Linked DNA regions of Homo sapiens: all the other regions are linked to region 3. A link is a contact called in ENCODE Hi-C data. All regions are on one chromosome and are shown on one strand. The core of a region is the stretch at or near the end of the contact, and the rest is flanking DNA. Distances in the headings are between cores, read along the strand shown. Region 1 has its middle 370 kb from the start of QKI. Region 2 overlaps LOC102724152 (a long non-coding RNA gene). Region 3 has its middle 700 kb from the start of QKI.

Evidence for each region. A loop is a pair of places that touch in the nucleus more often than their neighbours do. Pooled maps may share reads with other maps.
Region 1: a loop to region 3 is called in a map of heart left ventricle, with 2.5 times the contacts of the local background. The contact joins two enhancer-like sites. A Hi-C loop is called at or near these places in 1 of 168 maps with a recorded cell type or tissue (heart left ventricle) and 6 of 50 pooled maps.
Region 2: a pooled map shows a loop between it and region 3 (3-fold over the local background). The contact joins two enhancer-like sites. A Hi-C loop is called at or near these places in 1 of 168 maps with a recorded cell type or tissue (K562), 2 of 37 single-sample maps with no recorded cell type and 6 of 50 pooled maps.

Annotation. Positions count from the first base shown.
Region 1 is chr6:163,779,781-163,782,480 of GRCh38, forward strand. No RefSeq gene overlaps it. Among named protein-coding and RNA genes, the nearest start is that of QKI, 370 kb to the left of the region's middle. RefSeq lists an enhancer at 1,247-1,781. Within about 2 kb of position 1,356, at least 6 of the 41 ENCODE cell types and tissues checked have a DNase peak (open chromatin) inside an H3K27ac peak, as active enhancers do; they include heart left ventricle, where a contact is called at or near this core.
Region 2 is chr6:163,666,518-163,669,217 of GRCh38, forward strand. All of the region lies in intron 1 of LOC102724152 (a long non-coding RNA gene), which reads right to left. Among named protein-coding and RNA genes, the nearest start is that of QKI, 250 kb to the left of the region's middle. Within about 2 kb of position 1,299, at least 6 of the 41 ENCODE cell types and tissues checked have a DNase peak (open chromatin) inside an H3K27ac peak, as active enhancers do.
Region 3 is chr6:164,108,523-164,111,222 of GRCh38, forward strand. No RefSeq gene overlaps it. Among named protein-coding and RNA genes, the nearest start is that of QKI, 700 kb to the left of the region's middle. Within about 2 kb of position 1,334, at least 12 of the 41 ENCODE cell types and tissues checked have a DNase peak (open chromatin) inside an H3K27ac peak, as active enhancers do; they include heart left ventricle, where a contact is called at or near this core.

The DNA.
Region 1 (2,700 bases), core at 106-2,605, 330 kb before region 3:
GGGCAAATTCGGAAAAATGACTCCCCTTTGTTAAATGCAGACACAGTTATGCATCTTAGAGGATTGTTGTGAGGAGTAAAGAAGTTACACTTGTTAATCATCATAATGAGTGCCCAGGTAGATAATATTTTTCTTCTGTTATCCACTCGCTAGACGAGCATGTGTAGTTTTGTGTTAGGGCATGCAGTGGGAATAAAAGAAAGCTGGGCTGCAGGTATCAGCAAGTTTTCAGTTTACTTGAAAAGAAAAGAGAAAACAAATCATTCAGAATGACACATTGCATTTATCTATGCTTGTGCTTTATGTGTCTTGGAAACTAGGACCCTAAGCTGAGTTGACTTCGATAAGAATACTTTTCCTCAGATTATCTGTAAATTTTATAAACAATTTTAAGTGCCTTCAGAATCTCTAATCTTTTCTGTTGCATGCATGGATTTTTTTTTTTTGGCTTTAAATGCATTCATGAAGTTCAGTGACTCTCTTAAACACCTTGGATGTTTTTTTTTTTCTTTTTAACTGAGAAAGAGATTTGACAGAGAGAGTCTTCATCACCATTGGTTTAACCTTTAAGAAGTTTGAGATTGAGAAGCTAATACTCAGAAAATAATCTTCTAAGAGTCTGCAAAAAACCCACATGCATGAATATTAAACAAAAAAAGTATATTATTATATGGTTGTCATCAAATTAAACTTAAGTGAAAATAGTATTTCCTATTTAGACAAGTTCCTTGAAGAGCCCCATTTTGCTTATGATGCATCCTTTTCAGGTGAGATGACTTTTCATTATTAACTATTGATAAATTGAATAAATTTCCCTCAGTGAAGGTCACCCTTAATTATCAGGGCTCACCTAATCAAGAACTTCTCTCTCCCTTTGTGTTGAAACAGCTGATTGACCAAAAACACTTGCATAATAGCCTTGTGTTGCTCTTTTCCCACCTGAGGTAATCAATCACCCTGTTTCTTTGCTTTTGAAAGAGGAATATTTGTAACTTCTAGCGATTCAACCACTGTCCCCACTGTGGAAATACCAATGTAGGAGAATTCTTGATACATGCAAGTTATCCAGATCCCTAAATAAGCAGTATTTTGTAAAAGGATGATATTTCCCTGTTTAAGTTTAAAATTTCTACTTTAATGAGAAATCAATTTTGCATCATCTCTTTGGACATCGAGTTTACCTCCCTGCTGTCAGAGCTGTGCAGAAGAAAGCAGAGTCTATGAGTCTTCTCACCACAGCATAGAAAGATTTTTTTTTTTTAAACACGTAGGGGAATTATGCTGAGGGCCTATTGGGCTTCTGGTAAGGACAGCTGCAAGTAAGTTGATACCATTTGGGCTCGGCCTCAGATTCACTGCCAGCCCTGGGTGGGCAGCTGGCCTGTGCTTCGGTGTGGAACAACAGGCTGACTCCAGTAACGTTGGTCCCGGGCTCTGGAAAATCCTGGGCAGACAGGACAAATGCTTTAGGGAACAACTGCTTTGAAAGAATAGACTGTTTGAAACTCCCAGCTGTGAGGGCCATTTGTGAGAAAGACTCCATGCCAGGGTGAGGGTCAAAAACAGCTGCTGCCTGGGGCTTACATTTCCAACCAGAGTAAATTGCTGGCTCCAGGACAGAATTTTGATCATCTGTGGATTTGTTAAAATTCAGCTGCCGATGTCTATGGGGTCATAACTCTGGACCCCAATCTAAATGTCTCTTGGCATTTGGGCCTTTACCAGCTAAAAGCAGCCCCCCTAAATAGTCCTCTACTCCCATCTGAGGTGCCACAAGCATAGCTTTCATATTGTTTCTTTTAAAATAAATCCAGGTTGGGCACGGTGGCTCACACCTGTAATCCTAGCACTTTGGGAGGCTGAGGCAGGTGGATCATCTGAGATCAGGAGTTCGAGACCAGCCTGGCCAACATGGTGAAACCCTGTCTCTACTAAAAATACAAAAATTAGCCAGGAGTGGTGGCGCACTCCTGTAGTCCCAGCTACTCAGGAGGCTGAGGCAGGAGAATTGCTTGAGTCCAGGAGGCAGAAATTGCAGTGAGCAGGGATCGTGCCACTGCACTCCAGTCTGGGCAACAGAGTGAGACTCCGTCTCAAAAAAAAAAAAAAAAAAAAACATAAATAAATAAATAAACAAATCCATAATGTCAAATCTTCTAGCCTCCCACTTCGTCAGGCAATATCCATAGCACTTAGTACAGCAGTGAATATTCAGCAAGCTCTAACCATGTATTGGTCGAATGAAAGAATAGTTATCTATGTTAGATAATGATTTTCCAAAAGACCTATGAGGAGGATAAGGTGACTTCCCCAATTCAGGGGATGGTGTAAAGAAGGTGTTGCCTCCTCTTCTTTGAGAAATCGTGTACAAGTGGCCGGGCACAGTGGCTCATGCCTGTAATCCCAGCACTTTGGGAGGCTGAGGCAGGTGGATCACCTGAGGTCAGGAGTTTGAGACCAGCCTGACCAACATGGAGAAACCCCGTCTCTACTGAAAATACAAAAATTAGCTGGGTGTGGTGGTGCACGCCTGAAATCCGAGCTACTCGGGAGGCTGAGGAAGGAGAATCACTTGAACCCGGGAGGCAGAGGTTACAGTGAGCCAAGATAGCACCACTGCACTCCAGCCTGGGCAACAGAGCGAGACTCTGTCTCAAAAAAAGAAAAAAAATAAAAAGAAATCATATACAAGCAAGAAGG
Region 2 (2,700 bases), core at 49-2,548, 440 kb before region 3:
GGTATGTATTTTATATCAACTCATTTTAGTTTTCACAGCAAACTTAGGAAGGAGCCATGAGTTGTATGAAGTTCCTGTGGTTGAGGAAGTTTAAATATCATGTTTAAAGACACACAACTCATAAATGATGAAGTTATTACTAGAACTGGGCTAATCTATTCTTATAAGTTTTAGCAAAATGACAGCTATAAATTTCCATTTCCCAGAGTATTTTCATATGTGTTGTCTCATTGATTTTTCACAGTCCTGAACATAGATCAAGGCTCAGTAGAGTGTGGTTGCGATTTTACAGAGGGAAACCCAAGGCTCAGAGAGGTCATGATTTACCCAAACACAGCTCACTTCCAATAGGGCTGCTGAGGCCGTGGCCACGCTCTGCACCAAACAAAGCCAGTGTGCAAATTGGGCCATTGGACCCAGCTCCAGTGCTCATTCACAATCCCACACTGAAAAAAGCAAGAGAACAGAACGAACGCACATGCAAAACCACCTATATGGCATCAAGGAGGTCTTTTTCCTCAAGTATGAGCTAGGCTTTTCCAGCCTGGCTGGAAAGCCTAGCAGAGAATGGGATTCTCTGCTAAGGTCAACAAGATGCGGCGCAGCCACTACCTACGAAGCTGCTTAGCACGCCCCACTGTGTGCCTGCCCAGGGGAGGACACGCAGCCCTAGGGGTCTGCTTATGATTTCTGCCCCTGCTTGTCTCTGCTGCTTGCAGCCAGCGCTGGCTGGACATGGAGAGCCAGCACCGAGTTCCATTGCTTCCATTTGGCACCAAGTGCCTGATGGAGCTGTCCACTCTCAACAAGAAAGGGGCCTGAGGTGTTGGGGCAGAATGAGGGTCCTCGCTTGAGCTCACCTTGACTCTTCTCACAGGCCAGGCCATGAAGGGAAGGGAAACGGAGCAAAGCCAAGAGACAGGGAAAAGTGTGGGGGATAACCTGGGGGCTGGAGGGCTGGTTGGGGGGTGCAAGGGGCGGTCGCGGTGAAATCTGGCCTTACGGGCACGGTGCTAGTGGGGAGAACGTTAAAGGAAGTCACTTTAATCTTCAGAATGAGCTCAGAGGTCCACAGGGTGGATATGGAACCCCTATTCATTCATTTAATATATGATTAGATGTCAGTGTTGTTGGAGTTACATTTTAGGAAATGACTATTCATAATGGAAGTCCTGGCACGGTTTCTTTCTAATCAGCAAAACGGGGTGGTGGGCTCAGCTGTGGCACCCTCGCAAGAGGCTCTTAATTTACGAGTGATGTTAAATTATGCTGGCTGCCAGATAGTCAGATACGGGAAGTGATACAATAAGTCATTGGGGATGTGCTAGTTCTTCTTTTTTCATTTGACAACCACAGGAAGTGGCCATTAGCCAAGCCATCTGAGAGAAAGCATCTGATTGCTCTGCTACGTGCACAGTATCTTGAGTAACTGCAAAAGCCTGAGAGGAAGGACTGCAGGGGGTGGGGATGAGAAGCAGGGTGAGGGGGAGGATAGAGATCTGGGGGTCAGGGCCCTCAGAAGCTAGCATCAGGACAGCTCATGTGGCTTGTTTTTCGCAGGCTCCCCAGGGACTATTCCAGGTTGGGCTAAGCCTAGTCAGGTTTGTCAAAGCCCTACAAAAATAGTTCATGTTATTTCTGTGGCAAATCATGCACAAAGAACTTATGAATAACTAATTTCTTACTTGGCTCTTTTCTAGAAAGGGTAATTCAATACAATGCGCTTTCCAGTCTGTCACAACTGCACGAGGGCAGAGGCAGATTGCAGGTGGGGCAGGACTTCGTAGCCAGGACAAACTTGACTGCAGAGGGTAGCCTGTTCCTCAACCTTCTGAAGCCCTGACTGAGACTTGAAACTGTAGAGAAATTAGCAGGATTCTGGGGAGAACAGAGTCTGGAGAGAACAGAATGGAGTGTGCATGTTTGAAGATGTATAGTTTCTAACAGCAATTTCAGTGCTTGTAGGCAATTTATAAATATTCGAGAAAGATGCTACCATACTTGGCTGAAAGGCTGACGGAGATGGTATTAGGTAACGGAAGTTACAGACAGTGGATGTATGAAGCTGATATTATAGGAGTCCCCTTTCCATCTGGGCAGTATGAACAGGTTGCAACTTACCCTCCTAGTTAGATCCTAGCCGTCTTAGCTTCCTTTTCTGGCATGGCCAGCCATTGCTTTCTGACCTCTTTGAAATAAATACTTTTATGCCCATAAAAAGAGTGTTTTTTTTTTGAATTAAGAAAAAAAGACTTTGATTGGATGGTTTCTAAGCTTTCTTGCACATCGGAGTCACTGGGTGATCTTGATAACATTCCAGTGCCTTTCTTTTCTTTTTTTTTTTTTTTTTTTTTTTTTGAGACAGAGTCTCGCTCTGTCGCCCAGGCTGGAGTGCAGTGGTGTGATCTTGGCTCACTGCAAGCCCCGCCTCCCGGGTTCACGCCATTCTCCTGCCTCAGCCTCTCCGAGTAGCTGGGACTACAGGCACCCACCACCATGCCTGGCTAATTTTTAGTATTTTTAGTAGAGATGGGGTTTCACTGTGGTCTCGATCTCCTGACCTCGTGATCCGCCCGCCTCGGCCTCCCAAAGTGCTGAGGTTACAAGCATGAGCCACCGTGCCCCGCTTTTCAGGGCTTTTCAAAGATCATTTTCTCCAACTCAATGTCCCTGCATTTTCCAGAGTTTGTTTGTTAGCAT
Region 3 (2,700 bases), core at 84-2,583:
ATATGAGATGGAACGTCGCAGTTGCTTCCTAAAGGTCTCCTTTTCATCATCCTCCTGACCTTTTATAAAAGAAAGAAGCAAAGAGAAGAATGAAAAATGCACGAGTCACTGTTTTACTTCTTTCAACTCCCATCGCTGATGTTGACATGGACCAACAGAGATTTGAAATAAAGCCAGTGTAGCGGGAGGAGTGGTGAACTCCAGAATTTTGGGACTAATCCCCACCATCAAAGGCTGGGCTGTGTGGTACAAGAAAAGCAGGATGTCAGTGAGAATCCGGCATTGATCTCCCCCGTCTACAAACATGAATCAAGACGAAGTTTGCCCCTGCACCCCACCTCACCCTCCCTCTCAACAGGGCCATGCACTTGCTTCTCCTTCCAGAGGAGGGGCGTCCCCGTGCTGCTGGAAGAAGCACTTGGAACACTTTCTCTTTTGCTTCTCTTTTTTTGGGAGGTTGTTGTTTTTGTGGTTGCCATTGACTTCGAGTGTGGCTGGGGGTGAGTTGCCCAATAGTTGTGGTACGTCTCAGACACTCTGTCACCCAAATATGGAACTGTGGCAGCAGAAACACCTTATGAAAATAGCATGAAAATGTGTAATGTGCCATAAATAAACAGAAAGAGACCGCCAGGAAGCTGTGCTAATCACCGCTTTGATGTCGCCTGAATTACTGTATTTTTTAAGGGCCTCGTGTTTCTGCTTGTTTGTTGCGACTCAGCTGCCACTGCTCTATGAAAGGTTGGATCCAGTTTTCCAGCTCTTCTCCCCTTTGCAGTGACAGCTGTTGTCCCTTGACTCATAGGAAAGCGATTTCTCCACCCTTCCCTGACTCCCAGCCCTTTCCTGGCAGGACTCCTGCGAACCTTACTCTTCGTCCCTGCCCTGAGGTGGCCGAGGGTGAGGACGGCCGCTTGGCCTGAGTCCATGCGCTCCCAAAGTTCCTGTGTCATTTGCCAGCCGGTCCCAGGACTCTGCAGCAACGTCCTATTTTTAATCTCTGGTAACCTGGCCTTCTCTTATTTGGCCATGTCATGTCGGGAAATGGAAGTTTGGCTTGACTTATGTAGCAAAGAGCTTGTAGGAGCACAAGCCCCTCGCTGAGCAGAGCTTGCAGGAAGAAAGCCCCAGATCCTTCAGTTTTGGGTTGCCAGGGCTTTCTGGCTTTGCCTACACCTGGCAGTCACTCAAAAAAAGTCCCAATCCTGAATTGCTTCTCATAAGTCTACATGTTCTTAGGTTTGATAAGAGCTCAAGGCTGCTCTCCTTGATTTTAAGATTCTATGATGTCACAAAGCGCAGGTGAATGCCAGACACTGTTTCCTTTCTGTAACTACCCAGGTAACCACTTGCACAAGTGACCTGTGGGCAGCCCTGGTGCAAGTTCCGTCCATGCCCGGGGCAATCCCGGCTCCACTGCTGGGTCCAGGAACGCCCTCTTGTGGTTGGAAGAGCTTTGACCGACTTTATTTTTTTTAAAAAAGAATTACATTATTAAACATTTTCTCAATTTTTGTGTTTTATCTAGTCTTGGGAGTGAAAAATGCTAGTTTTTAGTTGAGGATAAGTAGGGGGGAGAGAAATTAGAGGTAGTTTTACCATCATCATCATTGCTGTATTCAAGCCCCAGTCCACCGAGCTTGTCCTTCCAGCCTGGACATTGAAGACGTCTCTTTAATGGTCTCTTTGCCTTCTGGATTCTGTGCCCTCACCTGCGTCAAAATTAAACTAAATTTTCTTGAAACACTTTGTTTGTTTTTGTCCCTGCTTTGTTCAGAAAATGTGAAAAGCTGCCCTCTGGATAATTTAAAGGCTGAACCCTTCATAGGCTCTAGGTTCTTCTAGAGTCTTCGTAAACCCAGTTCGTCCTCTCCCAGGAGCGTCTCTGTCCATCTCACCACGAGGTCCTCATCGTGGCCCTTTGTGGAGGCTTCCACTTTAATCCCTCGAAGTTTGCAATTCATGTGTTTTTGCATCTTTTATCTTATGAAAACAATGATCTATCTCCCTATCTAGATGATCGCTCATGGGAAGGGGCCAACTCTTCACTTTTTCTTCCTCTTTGGTTCATATCAACGGCAGCAGCAATGGTGATAATGATACATGTGGCTCTTTCACTACCCACCAGGCACTGGAGAAACTCTGTGTGAGCATCAGTTTACCTAATCTCACAGAACACTGTGGCGTCCACATTATTAGTCCCATGTGACAGCTGGAGCAGCAGAGGTGTAGACAGGTCCTGGAGGTTGTCCTGGTTGTAAGTGAGTAGGAGAGGAGGCCAGTGCGGCATGCAGGACTGCGCTCCTGACCGTGTTGTCTGTCTTACAAAAGACCCTGTGATATGAGTTTGTTTCGACAGTCATAATCGCAAACATAACGATGAAACGTTAAAGTTGTCTGCTTTCAGACACGAATATAGAAAAAGATTTGGAAAAATAAAGCTTATTTAAAAATATTATACATTATTGAATATACAAGAAAATATATGACAAATGCAAATTAAGTTCTATCTCTCTGATGCACTCTCGTGGGTAGATAAATGATCATTACATCTTACGAAGCTGCTGCCTCTGAGTGGCAGAGAGCCCAACCAAAGGGGCTTCAACAGCAAGGAAACTGGCCACCCTCACTTGGTGGGCTTTGGGATTTACTCAACTGACAGCTCCATCTCCAACAGCATGCGGCGCTCGGGCCCATCTT